Linked DNA regions of Mus musculus: region 2 is linked to region 1. Evidence: chromatin loops called from intact Hi-C (ENCODE). Cell type or tissue: heart. All regions are shown on one strand. Each heading gives the region's core, and the rest is flanking DNA. Links, peaks and the distances in the headings are about the cores only.

Region 1 (7,758 bases), core at 1,580-6,579:
GCATAGTGAACTTTTCCATAAGCATTCATCGATGGCAAATCGTTTCATTATTTTGACTGTTTTTCTGTTGCATCCTAAACCCTCTTAGTAAACTCCCCGAGGACAGAGAAAGGCTTGATTTCATAACATCCCCAGAGTGGGACCGAGTACTTAACTCAGATAAGGGCCCACATTAAATATTTATTGAAGGAGGAAGGGGAGAAATATGATATTAAAACCCCAAACAAACCCAAAGCAGATTATCTCGGGTCACAAGTCATTTCTAGGAAGGCACATTCATGCAAATATTTACAAAACCCTTAACTGTTATTCAGGGAAGACTTATTACAAGTGAAGGAAAGCCACAAAAGGAGGGTATTTAATAAATCAATTATAGTAATGAGATGTCAATAGGAAGGGCCATGCTGCACACCCTGAGTGCTTCTTACAGTCCGGATTGTTTACATGTTCCAAACTGCCCATGCCTAGACATTTTGAAGAAGGGATGTGAAAAGGTTAGGGTTGTTGTTTCTCAGGCCTGAAGGCAAGAAACCCTGGGCAGCACACATGAGAGGAAATGACCTTCCGTTCTCGTGTGATGCGCTATGCATGATGGATTCATGATGGATCCACTTGGTTTATCTCAAGCTGTCAGGAACACATCTGTCACTATGAGCAGCTCAGCTCATGTTCTTAAGTGTGTGTGTGTGTGTGTGTGTGTGTGTGTGTGTGTGTGTGTGCGCGCGCGCGTGTAAACCAGAGGTTGATATCAGGTGTCTTTTTAGTTGACAGCTACCTTATTTTTCGAGAGTCTTTTTCAAAACTTAGAGCTCACTGATCCTAGCAAGCTTGCAGGACCTGGCTTTCTTCACCTCCTCAGATCTGTGCTGACCCACCCAGCTTTTTATATGGCTGCCAGGGATCCAAACCCAGTTCCTTCCCCAGCTCGTAATGTTCTTTATTTTTACCAAACTGTATTCCAACAAAGCATGCATTTTAGATCAAAGTCAGTCACCTTTCACTATCTTCCCCCACCCCCGTGTACTTATTAGCACAATCTAGTGCAAATTTTAACAAAATGCACTTTTTCCTATGAAACTCCTATGAGACATGTGATTAACTTCTGTCTTCCTGTCCTACTCATTTGCAAGTTAGATATAAGCAAAGGCATCTGAGGAATGAACGCAGCAACGTGGAGCACTCGGATTGCTCTTCTTCCCTTCGGAAAGCTGCACACAATGCATTAGTCTGCAAATAAAGATGGATTAGGTGAAACCAAGGGCCCCGAGACTCAAGAGTGTCTGCAGAGGGGTCTAAGAGATGACACTTTGGGACTACCAGTTTGGAAAACAAAAATAAAAACTCCGTTCTATACTCACTTTCCTTTGCTTTCATGGAAGCAAGGCTTCTCAGTATTTCATTTTATACAAGGCCTGTGTTCTTTAACTGTGTCCTAAAGATCTGCCAACAAATTCTAACTCACTAAAAGAAGACAGAAGCGAAACAGGTTAAACGTCATTGTTTAGGGTCCAGTGAGATGCCTGGAACTGTAAAAGTGACCACTGCCAAGGCCAGAGACATGAGTCTGATTCCTGGGACTTCCATGGGGGAAGAAGATAATTCCCCCCCAATAAATATATAAAGTGTAATTTAAAATTTTAATGCCTTTGTTTCAAATTTCAAGACACCACCCAGCAGGCCGCCCTCCTCTTTTCATCAATCACAGAGTCCCCCCTCCCTTTCCTTCTGCCATTGCTTCTGCTAGGACTGGCAGAAATCCTAGGACCCCTAATTCTAAAAACCCAAGGAGACCCTGCACTTCTCTCATGGCATATCAAGCCATGAGCTTCCCTTAGCCTGAGACTATTAAACACATCAATTTTTATCTTAGCTTAGGGCAAGTTATGAAGAAGGAAGACATTTGGCATTTGTTCTCTCTGATCAGTTGAAACTGGTATGCAGAACTGGGGTCACCCCACTCTTGGGAGGCTATTATTTATTCATCAATTAGCAGGATTCCCCAAATACAGAACATACTCAGTATACATTCTCAATGTAAATTCGGGAAAGGAATGGGGGAGACTGAAAATAATACAACAGGCACTTTATCAGAGTCAATCTCTTGACTCTGACATTCCCCTATCTGGCTATAGCTTGAAAGCATTGTCGATTTAAGCTTTATGGACTAGGCCTCAGTCCTTCCCGCAGAGCACAGCCAGAGAATGCTTTGGCTTCACAAGAACTTAGCAAACGCCTGGGCTTAGGGAGGTTTCACAGACACTTCTCCTAGAAGAGAAAGCATCGTCGTTTTGAAGTTCAAGCAAAGCATGGTGTTCCCACCAAAAGAAGAACCAGAAGACTTTGCACTTAAGCTGGCCCATGGTTGACCTCCATTAACCCCACCCCATTCTGCTTGCTCTCCTCCTCTCTTCAGAAGAGAAAGCCTGGGTCATAGCTGAGTCTGTTCGGGCACTGTATGTCCTTTTACTTATTTTCTCACACCAACCTTGAAAATTCCCTATTAGTTTTCCTCGTCAGTGAGTCCTTCTGTGTAAGTGTGTCTGTTTTATACTGCCTCAACCAAAGCAGCTTTCTCAGGGGCTCCACCACCCAACAGATATATGCCCAAAGGGTCTGGATGCGCTGAGCTTTCCTCCAGGGGTGGGTGACATGAAGGGAAACGGACCCAAGTACTATTTGGAAACAAAGTACTTGTTTCCTTTAAAGTCAGATTTTGCAAACAAGAATAACCTTGAAAAAGACCTTCAGATCGCGCTCAGGAACTTGGCCAACCACTTACTGCTCCCCTCCGCCTTCCTACATAGGCTATTTATGCTGCAGGAGGGAGCCCCTGCACCCCACAATTCTGCTGTCCTCTTTGAGTACAGGAAAGCCGAGGGCTGGGTCAGGTGAGTCTCTGAGAACTAAAGGTCTTCTTTCTTCTCCTTGGTGAGCAGGGTCACCTCAACAGAGTGCTTCTCGGTCCCTCTGGGGCTACCTCTGTGGCTGTAACTTGAGCCTCTCCAAAGAATTCTTACCTGTTCTGGAGTTTCTTAGGGTCCGCGCTCCCCAACAACCTGGACCTACCTGTCAGCAGAACTATCCAGCAATTCCCACCCTAGAACCTTAGGGCAGCAATGGGGCTGCACTGGCCATTAATGGCCATCATTCATTTTTAATCAGAAAGATCACAAGAAAGATGGTAAGCGGAACCCGGTCCGAGTCAATTTAAATAATATTCCCGGGGAAATCCAATCACTTAAAACTGAGACACCTACGCTAGTGAGAGAGCGCGCCCCGCCCGTCTGGCGAGGAAGAGCGCGCCGGCTGAATTAATCAAGATCAAGGGGCTCCGGGGCTGAGAGCTCAGCCTTAACCCTTCCAGCGCCGCGGGGTACCCAGGTGCCGGAAGAAGAGCGCGGCGGGCAACGGCCGAGATGCCCAGAGAGACCCAGCGCAGGCCGGCTCTGTTCATCTCCGCGGCTCCGCACGCTTCTCCCGGGACCCTGGCGCCCAGGCGCTACGGCTCGAGGTCACAGGCTCCCGAGGCGGCGACAGCGGTGAGCAGCAGCCGCCTCCCGCAGCCTCGGCGCGCCCCGGGCTCCTCCTCCCGCCCCAGCGTGGCCAAGTGAGCACCGCTCGGGCCGCAGGTAGCCGGGGCGCGGGAGGCGGCGCGCGCGGGACCCATCGCAGCGCCGGGGCCAGACGGAGCTCCGAGCCTCGCGGTCCCGGACGCCAGCGGAGATCTGCGCCGGCCATGTGGGGTCCCGGGGTCACCGCCGAGGGCCTGTCGGTGGCTCCAGCGCCACCGCCGCTGCTGCCGCTGCTGCTGCTGTTGGCGCTGGCGTTGGTGGCGCCCTCGCGGGGCGGCGGGGGCTGCGCGGAGCTGGCGTGCGGTGAGCGGGAGCGCTGCTGCGACTCGGCCAACGCCACGGCCGTGCGCTGCTGCAAGCTGCCGCTCCACGCCTTTCTGGACAACGTGGGCTGGTTCGTCCGCAAGCTCTCTGGGCTGCTCATCCTGCTGGTGCTCTTCGCCATCGGCTACTTCCTGCAGCGCATCATCTGCCCCAGCCCACGCAGGTACCCGCGTGGCCAGGCGCGACCTGGCCAGGCACGACCCGGGCCTCCCGGGGGTGCGGGACCGCCGGGGACGGCGGGGCCACCCGACGACGACGACGACTCGCCCGCTCTGCTGCGCGACGAGGTGGCCGCGGGCTCGCAGGACTCACTGTTGGATAGTGGCGGTGGTCGGGGCCGAGGAAGTGGCGGACGCCTGCCTCCCTCCTGCGTTTCGGAGCACGAGCTGCACGTGGTGTCACCGGTGTTTCTCCAGCTGCCCAGCTACGAGGAGGTCAAGTACCTGCCCACCTATGAGGAGTCCATGCGGCTGCAGCAGCTCAGCCCAGCGGAGGTCGTGCTGCCCGTGTCGGTGCTCGGCCGCCCGCGAGGCGGCAGTGCCGGGGACTCCGACGGCGGCCAGGTCCGTTTCCCGCTCATCTGAGTTCAGGGAGCCTCATGGGGATCGCCCGGATCCTACAAGGTTGGGGGCTGCGGGTGGCACGCAACAGCTGGTGTGTTGGCGGCCGCCACTGACTGCCTCTGACCACACCTAGCATCCCCGTACAACCTGTAGCCCCGCGCCTGGGTTGGGGTCAGTCCCCTCCCTCTCGCTTCCCGGGGAATCTGTGGTTTTCTATGTTTCTTTGGGCTCAAGGCTGGGCAGCTCGGCGGGGCAATGGCTTAGGACTAGCCCCCAGCTCTTCTTGGACGGTCGTCCCCGCCCTCTGCCATGCCTCCCCTTGTGTTCACTGTAAGTGCCTGCTTCTCCAATCCAAAAGAACAGGTAAACCGTTTGGTGTGTTTAGAGACCAGCGGCTTGCTTTACTGTTGTTAAAAGGGAAGGAGCATAGGTCCATTCCTTGCTCTCCTGCTTGGACCGGTCACGGTCTCCCAGGACATAATGGTGAGGAGCCTTTGGCTCTGGACCACGACCAGTGACTGCTGCATGCAGTCTGTAGAAGCAGCGCTTGACTGTGATGCGATCCCTTGAAAAGGACCCAGAAAACCCTTTGGTGTCTTCCTGGCTCACAGTTTTGTTGGGGAAGGGGTACCATGATGGATGGCTTAGTGGCTGCATCTGTTCAAGATGTCCAGACCGTATTTGTAATGTGGTACCAGCGGACTTTGATTTTTCAGTATGTAGACTGTTTATCTTTGTCCTTTATTTTTATATTTTGTCATGCATTAGACAGTTCAACAAATTGACAAGATAATCAGTTTTGTTTTAGGCCAGTTACTGTCAAGAAATCGCCCACGTGCTGTCACTGTTTAATACAGTGTTGGACATCATTTCATTAAGCGGAGGTCAGGGTCAAGCAGGAAATGTGACATAAAAACATGAAGGATATCTTATTTTCACTATTTGAGAATATATTTTATTTTTAGTACTGAAGCATAATACATAACTTTTTATAATAACTGTGTACATTATGTAGCCTGGCTCTGAACTGTATCATTCATCATGGAATCATGTAAAAGGAATATATATATATATATACCACACCATGTAGCAAGATGGCTTGCCTGTATTTCCTTCTCTATTTTTCATCTGAGATACATTCTGCAATGTGATTCTAAACATAAAAATGGACTAGTAACTTTCATTTAAGTCTGAAACTTTTCAGTAATGTCCAAAGATGGATTCACCCAACCTATGTTTATTAAAATTAAGTGGTATCATTTTACTAGATTTACCATTCTGGGACATTCCCTTTAAGGAAAGGGTAATAAGACACATTTTAATGCATCATGTATAATGTACATATGGTAATGTCTGTGTACACTATATACATTGTATGCCATATAGCTGTGGTGGCTTACGGCTAGCATGGGAGGAAAGGGTGGCAAGAAGTCCAGCTTCCTCTGGAGAAGCGTGAAGTATACCAGTTGTCAAGAAAGATTACCCACATGGGTCTATGATTGAAGAAGCTGGGTGGGCCCAAGAAATCTCCAATTAGCTGGTTTGGATTTTTTAAAATGATTTGATTACTTTTAACTTTTAAAGGGTGATTGAAAAAGTCTGATGTCCTGGGAACTTTTTTAATGTATGGATTATAATAAAAAGAATGGTTTGCTTTAAACTTCTCAAAGCTAATGACCCTGTCATTAAAGAAAATCATCTGAAGTGTATTAAAGCAGAAAAACAGTAAACTATTTCTCTGTGCATTTTTATTTCTTTTTAAAAGACAGGATCTCAGTTTGTAAACCAGGTTGGCCTGGGACTCTCTCTGTAACCCAGGCAGGCCTCAAACTTAGCCCTGTCTTTTCAGCCCCGTCTCCCAAGTCCTGAGATTGCATGTGTGAGCCACCATACCAGGCTCTGTACAATTTTATCAGATTTACTCATATTAAAATGTGAAGTATGTATCTCTCGTTGAAAAGCAATTTTAAACTGTGAACTGAGAGGCGAAAAGCATTAGTAGTTGAGACTCTATTAACTGAAAGTGACACAAGATTAAACCAAACATAATTATATTGAATTATATATTTATGTTACTCAGATATCGCACATTGTGCTGTACATGGCTATCAGTAATCATAAAATGAGCTTATTTTTAGGGCATATATATCTTAGGCAAATGAATTCAAGAGTACCGTGTTTTCCAGAAAACCTCAGGCCTTCTCACCATTCCGCCCCCCACCCCCCGACAAAAGATAATAAAAATTCCAAATATGGTAACTCATCTATAATGCAGAAGTTTACAAGCTAGATGAACATATACATGCAAATAATGTGCATATGTGTAATCACAGGCTGTGTGAGATGCAATTTGTTATGAGAGTTCACTATCATAACCAAAGGGGAAAGGTCTTCTCGAGAGAGAATGAGTTTTAAAAGCCCAGTAATTGCCACATTCTGCAAATGCACAGGTGCTCCAACCATGCAAATGACATTTGCAATTATGCCAAAGGGCATGAAGGTTCGTTCTATAGAAGGAAAAGGAGATGCAATTGGAAAGGCCAAAGGCAATATAAAGGAAATGGCCTCTCTTAACAGTTTAAAAGGCAATATGATAAGTACCCCGATATCCATTTTTGTACATAGTTTCTCTTAAGTGGAATTCAGAGCTGAAATGGATATGTTATCAGCATGAATGTGATGTTCAGATTTATACAGTATTCTATAATGGCTTTTCATAAATTGTAAATAACCTGGATTTCCTGGTTGAGAGAAAGAGTGTGTGTGTTGAATTTTGAGTAACAAGCCTGAACCATCTCTCCAACGTGACTCGTTGGTAGTAGAAAAAAACCCTCCTTCCTTTCATATGGCCAATCACAGAAATGAGGATGTAGTGATCCCTTTAAAACACCATAAATATCATCAAGTGTTAAATAAACCAGTACTTTGGTTATTCATAAAAATCATATAGAGCCTGATTTTACTTACTTACAAAATTCACTTTTAATTTTGGGGGACGACACTTAATGCTTGTCCGTAACCCAAATAGTATCAGCTAAGCTTTTAGTTAAATATCCCCGTGATTTTGATATCTTTCTTACTCTCTCTTCTCTCCTGTGTTCTTGCTCTGCAGTCTCTCTAGGTTTACCTCAGAAGCACTTCCAATTGGTTCTCACTGGAGTAATTCAATGAGACTAGACTTACAGCTTCACCCTTTGCACAGAACTCTTTCAAATGAGTAATTTTCTAGCATTTTCTTTGTTTACTCTTTCCATCGGACTTCTGTAGGCTTATATTTTGAGCCAAGTTAAGTGTTTCCT
Region 2 (7,758 bases), core at 1,653-6,652, 150 kb before region 1:
ATTTGGGAGAGATTTATTCTCAAAGTCACAAGAAAAAAAATGGGAAGCGAGAAAAAAAAAAAAGAATGGTGCATAGTAAACAATGCCTTGGAGATCTGTGAGAGAAGCAACAAGAAATAAGGCAGAGGACCTTTACATCAGGGCATTTTGTTCCCTGGATGGTTCTTGGACACGAGTCCATGCCTCCTGTGAGAAACATTTACATTTCATTTATAAGACATGTTTATTCTTGTTGGATGCCAGACCACAGCTACAGGACCCAATCTGACTCTGACATGGCCTCCTGCCTTGCTTTCGACCTTTCCCAGATATAATCTGTAGCGCATGCCAGACAACTGTGTTTGAATTGCTCTGTGCGGAGAGAGTTCTGGGAAAGGCTGCTCTGTCAGTATTCAGTATTTCTTACCGGTGTTTATTGACACGTTTTTCTGAACTCAAACAACCTCCATTGCTTTCTTTGTTACGGTCGCATATGAAAGTACAGTGAAACAGGAAAACTGCTGTTTAAACATCAGATGGTAATTCACCGCATTCATTCGGTCCTCAGGTCTCAGTCCAGCAGACAAGATCTGCACAGGTCGACGAAAGTCTACAGGAGATGTAGCTCAGAGGCGGGAGGATGGCTGCTATCACTTGCCAGATGAGACAGAGGGGTTACTAAAACAAAATAAACATTTCATTCTCCGTGTGTTTATGAAGCTTCAACCTGTACAAATGAGGGCAGAAGAGTCCTAGAAGCTCTGCATCTGCCTGTGCAGTATCGTCCTGCACACTGGCAAACACCGTGCTCGCAAAGCTCCTTTTGGATACCTCCATGTACTTACTACGCTTGGACTCAGCTTCCCTTCTACAAGATGGCCTCCGGTAGCCTTACACATCCTTGAAGGGAGAGTCCAAAACCATAAATGAATAATATCAATTGGCTATTGTCTTAGCCCAGAAAAGGGCAGATGTCGCACGTATCTCATAAGGCACAGACTTACTTAATGCTTCCAAGAAATTAAACTAGCTGGGCTACTGAGACGGGTGTATCCTGTGATCACAAGTTCAAGGCCACCTCGGGCTATGTAGTAACATCCTGTCTTTAAAACGATTAAATCAGGCTGGAGGATAGCCAGTGGACAAGAACACTCACTTTGCAAGCATGAGAACCCAAGTTCGAATCCCCAGCACCCATGTAAGAGGCAGGCATGATTTTGCAGGCATGATTTTACAGGCACGGTTATACGTGCCTGTAACTCCTGCATTGTGGAGTCGATATAGACGGGTCCTGAAGCTGGGCTCCCAGCCAGGCGGCCCCAGCAATCCTCCTGTCTCCGCCCCTCACAGCGCTGAAGTTACAAGTGCTTGTGACCACATCCAGCTTTTTCTGTAAGTTCGGGAGGTTCCTACTCGGGTCCCCAAGTTTGAGTAGCTCTCTCTCCGCAACGCCAGCTCCCCACCCTACCCCCAGACTGATTCCTTTAATAGAAATATGTTACTGCTTTGCTGATTGATGCTTATTTGTATTCTATCAGAAGACTGGGTTCAGGGTTAACAGAATGGGATCATTCTGAAAAGCATCATTAGAAATAAGTGCCACTCACAAGCAAGGGAGGGGCATTTTGATGCAGAGGTTTTGAGAGCTAAGAGCAGTCAGAGCAGCCAGACATGTATCTGGAAGCCCACTAGATGGCGCCATTCACTCCTTCGTGCTCACAATTTAAAAGAGCCTTTAAAAAGTTACCTTAAGCTGGGCGTGGTGGCGCATGCCTTTAATCCCAGCACTTGGGAGGCAGAGGCAGGCGAATTTCTGAGTTTGAGGCCAGCCTGGTCTACAGAGTGGGTTCCAGGACAGCCAGGACTATACAGAGAAACCCTGTCTCAAAAAAAAAAAAAAAAAAAAAGGTTTCTTTAATTGTACAGAATTATGGGGCCCATTGAATAATTTGAAATGTGTATACAATGTATATTGTTCATAAAAGGAGAATTAACATTTCTATCTTGTTAATTTTTTCAAAATTTTGATTAACGTAACAATTGTGCATATCTGTGAGGTATATTGTGAGCAAGCTATGCAAGTGACATAGATGAATTTCACATCTTCCTACAATGTCAGGTTATTTAAAAGCAGCAGACTTAAAGCTATGCCCAACCTTACGTCACTGAGAGATGCTTTGACGTGGTACTCGTGGCCATTAAAAACATGGCTTCCCCCAGTATTAATGACCAATATTAACTCTCAGATCATACATCAATTACACACAGTGACATAAGGGAAGGTTACGGTGGCTGGTTGCAACAGGGTTAGAAAACCTTGCCGAAACCAGGGTGTAGAGCCGGGATAGTGATACAAAGAGCCGTTGGAGTGGACAGAGGATGTAACAGAAACATTTTGCATGCTGACTTAAAATTAACTTTAAAAAATTATATTAAGGAACCCAAGCTCAGAGCTGGCTAGGCTCAGGGCTACTTTAGTATCCAGCTAGTTCAAGATATAAAAACTGGCCAAGCATCTCCCACTGTCGCAGAATAGCATTTCTTAAGACAGGCCCTAAGGACCAGCGTGATAAATACATGCATCTCATGTCTCAGGAAGACTCTTCCTGGGCCTGAGTCAGAATCTCCTAGGAGTGGAGGGACAGACAGGAAGAACACAGTGTTTAAACATATGTGTACTCATAAGCTCTTGTTCTTGTGTAATCGGGGTTTGTTTTATGGGGTTTTTTTTTGTTTGTTTGTTTGTTTGTTTTGTTTTGTTTTAGTTTTAGTTTTGGTTTTTTTAATGTCTATGAGTATACTGTAGCTGTCTTCAGACATACCAGAAGAGGGCAGCAAATTCTATTACAGATGGTTGTGAGCCACCATGTGGTTGCTGGGAATTGAACTCAGGACCTCTGGAAGAGTAGTCAGTGTTCTTAACCACTGAGCCATCTCTCCAGTCCTCACTTAATAATTTTAAGACGTCTATGAGAATCATTTTTACCAAGGCAGAGATTCAGGCTCAGAAATGTTAATTAACTACCTCAGGATCACACAGCTTGAAAATAGAAAATGATACTTTTGCCGCTGGCCACTAACAGTTCGTGCCTTGTTTCCCCTTCTCCCCTCTGCTGCACCCTGTAGTGTCAACTGCCATAGCATGGTACAGTCCCCTTCCCTACAAGAATTGTCACACACTGAATCCTCCACGCATTTATTATTTCCCAAGCTTCGTGGTTCTAGAAAATACACGAGCTCTCTCATTTCACCCGTAGGTCCTCCTGCTATTTAAGTTGCTGTTCTAAAGAGCTTGGGGAAACACGAACTTGAAACTGGGAGATATGGTTTCAGTGATAGTCCTGGAAAAAAAAAAAAAACGGATCCAGCAGCTGCAACCTTTGCATCTTGTAATACAGTCTCTACACATGTCCATTTTATTAAACCAATTATAGGAGCATGCAGAGTGAACCAATCTTACACAAAACAGGTCCTCTTAAAAGCCAGATCTGCATCCGTGGCAAAAGCATACTTTTCCCTCAGCCAGCACTGCATACCCTGTGCTGGATACTAGTGCTTTTGTCTCTGTGCTATGAGAAAAGACCTGGCAAGAAGTAACTTCAATGAAGAGGGTTAATTTTAAGCTTCCTGTTTATAGGGGGCCAACTCATTCAGGTGGAAAAGCGAGGCAGCCAGATGGAGAGGGCGCTGATCACGTTTCTTCTTGTTGTTGATGTTCCTTCCCCCCCCCCCTCGTATTTAATTACATCTAACAGCCCAACTCATGGACCGGCACCACCCACATTCAGGGGAGGTATATCCTAAAGTCCCTTGAAATGCCAAGACCCCCTCAAAAGGAGCGTTTTCCTGGTGATCCTAAATCCAGGCAGGCTGACCATGAGGATGTCCTAACACACAGCCCTTTATCTCCTCTGTGGATAGGAGAGAATGAGAAGCTCTCAAGACCCGGTGGAGCAGACAAAACATAGGCCAGTGAGCTTTAGCTTCCAGACAGGGAAAGTCTCACAGCGAGAAGGGGGGAGCCAATATGCAGGGAGGCCTGGACACCAACAGCCAGACCAGGAAGCTGACTTGTCCCCATGGGTTTTAGTTCCTTGGGGGGCGGGGGAGGGGTATCGCACATACTACAACAAAGGAAGAGACATTTTTATGTCAGCTCCATCATCCCGTCACTCCATTGGATATTTGCTACAGTTCCAACTTCATCATAAACATAAAATCACCTCACAGCTATCCAACTCCAGAGACCCTAGTCTCAATGGAAGGAATACTCAAACCAAAAACCTGCTGTCGGGGCTCTGTAACCTGTCCGACTTTAAAACTGCAGTAATGAAAATCAGGTATACTCTTGGGAAGCATAATGAAGATATTTTCCATACACTTGAAGAAACAAATGACCAGTTTTATTTAAATATCTGCAAGTAGGTAACACCGAGTTCAGCCATGGCTGCAACCGCAAGGCACTTGGCCACGTCTCCATAGAATGTGCACCGGCTGCATCTTAGAGCCTGGAACAAGGACCCCAACCTTCCCATGTTCCGAGGGACTTTCTGCTCTGACATCCTCAAGCAAGCACACTGCATGCCCGCCTGGAGCCCGGCGCACTGCCACCTCCTGGTCAGGGGAGAACTGCAGTTCGGAGGACAGAGGGTCTTGGCCAAATCCACACAGGCTGCGATGGAGAGCTGCCCTAGAATTAGAGAGAACCACGTGTACAGCAGGCCTGTCTTCCATACCAGCACCTTGGCCTGACTTTGTGCATCCTCAGAGACCTCCCGTGGATGTACAGAGACCCCAGGCCTGGGGGCCCGAGGCACATCGTCTCTGCGTTCCTGCCAGGCTAGGAAGGCATACCTAGTGTGGCTGTATTTGTAAAGCAAAATCTGGGGTGCTCTTGCCTTCCGGGTTGATGGTAAGAGAGCACTGACTGACTGTTCCTGAAGAGGCTGCAACCTATCCTACACGTACAGACTGTGGGCCTCATACTCCGGTCCTGAGGATGTGCGCACTGGTTGTCACCAGTGGATAACGAGGCTAATTGTCACTAGGAGGTTCTGTGCCCTGTAGGTGCAGAGGACAGCTGCAGGAAGGGAATCAACTGCGAAGGCGGTACACGCTACCAGTAAAGGTAACCTGTGGGACAGTATAACCTGTGGGACGCCCTTTCACAGAGTGCGTGCGGGCTCTCAGAATGGAACCGCTGTCCCGCCCAAGGCCCTTTGTGTTCTGTCCAAGACTCTGCGTGCAGGCACCGCACCAGTGCTGCACAAAGCATACCTGCCTGCTCACAAGCCTCCCAGTGGGCTGCCCTGGGCTGATTCACAGGTTCGTGTCCTGAAGCTGTTTGTTTGCTTGTCTACACTCTGCAACCTCGGGAACCCATTTGGTAATGTTCGGGGTTCTGCCAAGCAAAAGGATACTGTGGTTTGAATGTTCAGTCCTTTCCAAACCTCATGGACTGAGGGCTGGCTTTCCCGGCGTGGATTAGTGCCCTGGTAAAGGGGCTTCAATTCTACCATATAATGACACCTAGAGTCCTCCTTGACCTTGGTTCCCCAACCTCCAGAACCTGAAAGAGATGAATTTTTGTTCTTCATAAATAACCCAGTGTGAAGTTTAGTCTTCATTGTTAACATTAGAGCCGTAGTTCTCAACCTACGCGTTGCAACCTTTTCGAGAGTTGCAAATCACGGATCCAACATAACAGATATTTACATTACTATTCAAAACAGTAGCAAAATTACAGTTATGGAGTAACAGCGAAATAATTTTATGGCCGGGGGTCACCACAACGTGAGGGTTAAAGGGTCGCAGCATTAGGAAGGTTGGGAACCACTGCTCTAGAAGATTCGGAGTCAGCAAGGAAGCTCACCGTTTTGCATGTCTGTGGGGACTTTAACTGAGAAAGGTTTGACTGAGGAAGCACCCTGAATGTAAACGCCGCTCCACAGGCTGGGTCACCACACAGATTAAGTCCGAGAGTGTGAGCTGAGTGCACCCCTTGCTTGCTGAGTTCCAAAGCAGTGTGGCCAGCTGCCTGTCACTCCTGCTGCCGCGGCTTCTGACCACGATGGGCCGACTGTAGCCAGGAACCATGAGCCAAAATTAAACCCTTCCTTAAGACGCTTTTGTGATGGACACACGCACACACGGATACTCACACGCGCACGCTCACACACTTGATCCATCAGGCTATGTTATTTTCTTATTGAATGCCAAATGGACTGAACAATGTATCAGTGCTATTCTGGGAGGAACAGAGAGCGCCTATTGCCCCAATTACAGCTGTCTTCTTCCACATCTGGGGATACTTCACCTGGAGTCCATGAGACATGTCCTGCCCCAGGAGCTCCCTCATTTGCTTCTTGAGATTTATAAACTTTCTGAAGTTCTGTAAGCAGCTGTTAAGCACAAATGCCTGAATGCAGGTTTTCTTTTTTTTCTTTTATAATATTTTTTATTAAGTATTTTCCTCATTTACATTTCCAATGCTATCCCAAAAGTCCCCCATTACCCCCCCCCCACTCCCCTACCCACCCACTCCCATTTTTTGGCCCTGGCTTTCCCCTGTACTGGGGCATATAAAGTTTGCATGACCAATGGACCTCTCTTTCCAGTGATTGCCAACTAGGCCATCTTTTGATACATATGCAGCTAGAGATAGGAGCTCCAGGGTACGCGGTTAGTTCATATTGTTGTTCCACCTATAGGGTCTGAATGCAGGTTTTCAACCAGTTCAACAGAGCTATAAAATCACTTTCCCCCACATTTACACCTTAAACTAGGCATTGGGTGAGAAGTAGAGCATTTTCCCTAACATCAGTAAGGTCCTAGCCTTGATCCTCACTACCATATGAAAAACAAAACAGATAAACCATTGGTTCCCAAAACTGACAGCAAATCTAATCACTCAGAGAGGTCCTAAAATCTATAAACCTAAACTGGCAAAATCCAAAATGTTAAGTCCAGTTTATATTTTCTACCACTGAGAAGTTTTAAAAAGTGGTTCTTTGAACCTTTCCAAGCTGATAACTATCTGTATTTAAAAGTTACAAATCAAGTCAATAGTGAAACAAAGTCTGACCTGCCTTAATAAACATTCCTATATGACGTTGTGGAGATCAGGGCAAGGCCACCTCAGAGCCCCCAGAATCCTCTGTTCTGTGAGGAACATCAGCCCAGCAGGCTCAGGGGCCTTAGATTCGGAGTATCAGAATATCTCTGTGCTCAGGGACTTACTGTGGAAGTGTGGACCACCAAGTTTGCATGTTCAGCCTCCTGGTACACACCATTATACAAACGCCTTATGGTCTTCCTTAGAAATAAATGCTTGCAAAATTAAAATAAAAATGCATACTTGGTTTCAAATTATTGTCATTTTCATCTGTGAGAACCAGGAAGCAAATAAATCGGCCAGCTGTTTAGATTGGAAAATAAACGGAATTTATGTTTCCTATATGGGACTCTCCCTCTTCCTCCTCTATGTTCCCTTTTCAAATCTACTGATTTGGTTTAATTTTTTAAAGTGCTTTTCTCGACTAGCTTTTAAATAAATTATTTACCCCCTGAAGATGTTTTAAACAAGGATCCAGCCAAAGCTAATGTAAGGAAATCCTGAGGAATTTACAGCACAAAATAAAAGCCTCCCCCCCCCCTTTTAAACAAGGCTACAGACATTTAAGGAATAATGGAGAAAAAAATTCAAATTTCAGTTTCCAAGGAGAAGAAATAAGTACAAGACAACCCACCATAGATAGATAGATAGATAGATAGATAGAT

Evidence for each region. Hi-C counts contacts between places; a loop is a spot of excess contacts. Peaks named below come from ENCODE experiments on the same cell type or tissue, not always from the same donor. Only the 100,000 strongest peaks of a DNase experiment are listed, where the experiment ranks them.
Region 2: it touches region 1 in a loop (2.1-fold over the local background); 3 of 42 quality-filtered maps call a loop at or near these places.

The regions. Positions count from the first base shown.
Region 1 is chr3:68,865,972-68,873,729 of GRCm38, forward strand. It overlaps 1110032F04Rik (RIKEN cDNA 1110032F04 gene), which reads left to right and starts at 3,615. Exons shown (of 1, transcript NM_001167996.1): 1 at 3,615-6,192. The coding sequence starts at 3,737. The coding sequence ends at 4,480. In heart, for the core only: a CTCF peak has its summit at 4,420; a DNase peak (open chromatin) is centred at 3,740; H3K4me3 peaks cover 2,427 bases; H3K27ac peaks cover 2,542 bases; H3K27me3 peaks cover 850 bases.
Region 2 is chr3:68,715,867-68,723,624 of GRCm38, forward strand. No RefSeq gene overlaps it. Among named protein-coding and RNA genes, the nearest start is that of Il12a, 28 kb to the left of the region's middle. In heart, for the core only: CTCF peaks have their summits at 1,661 (motif pointing right), 2,776 (motif pointing right) and 4,603 (motif pointing left); no DNase peak of the experiment used is centred there.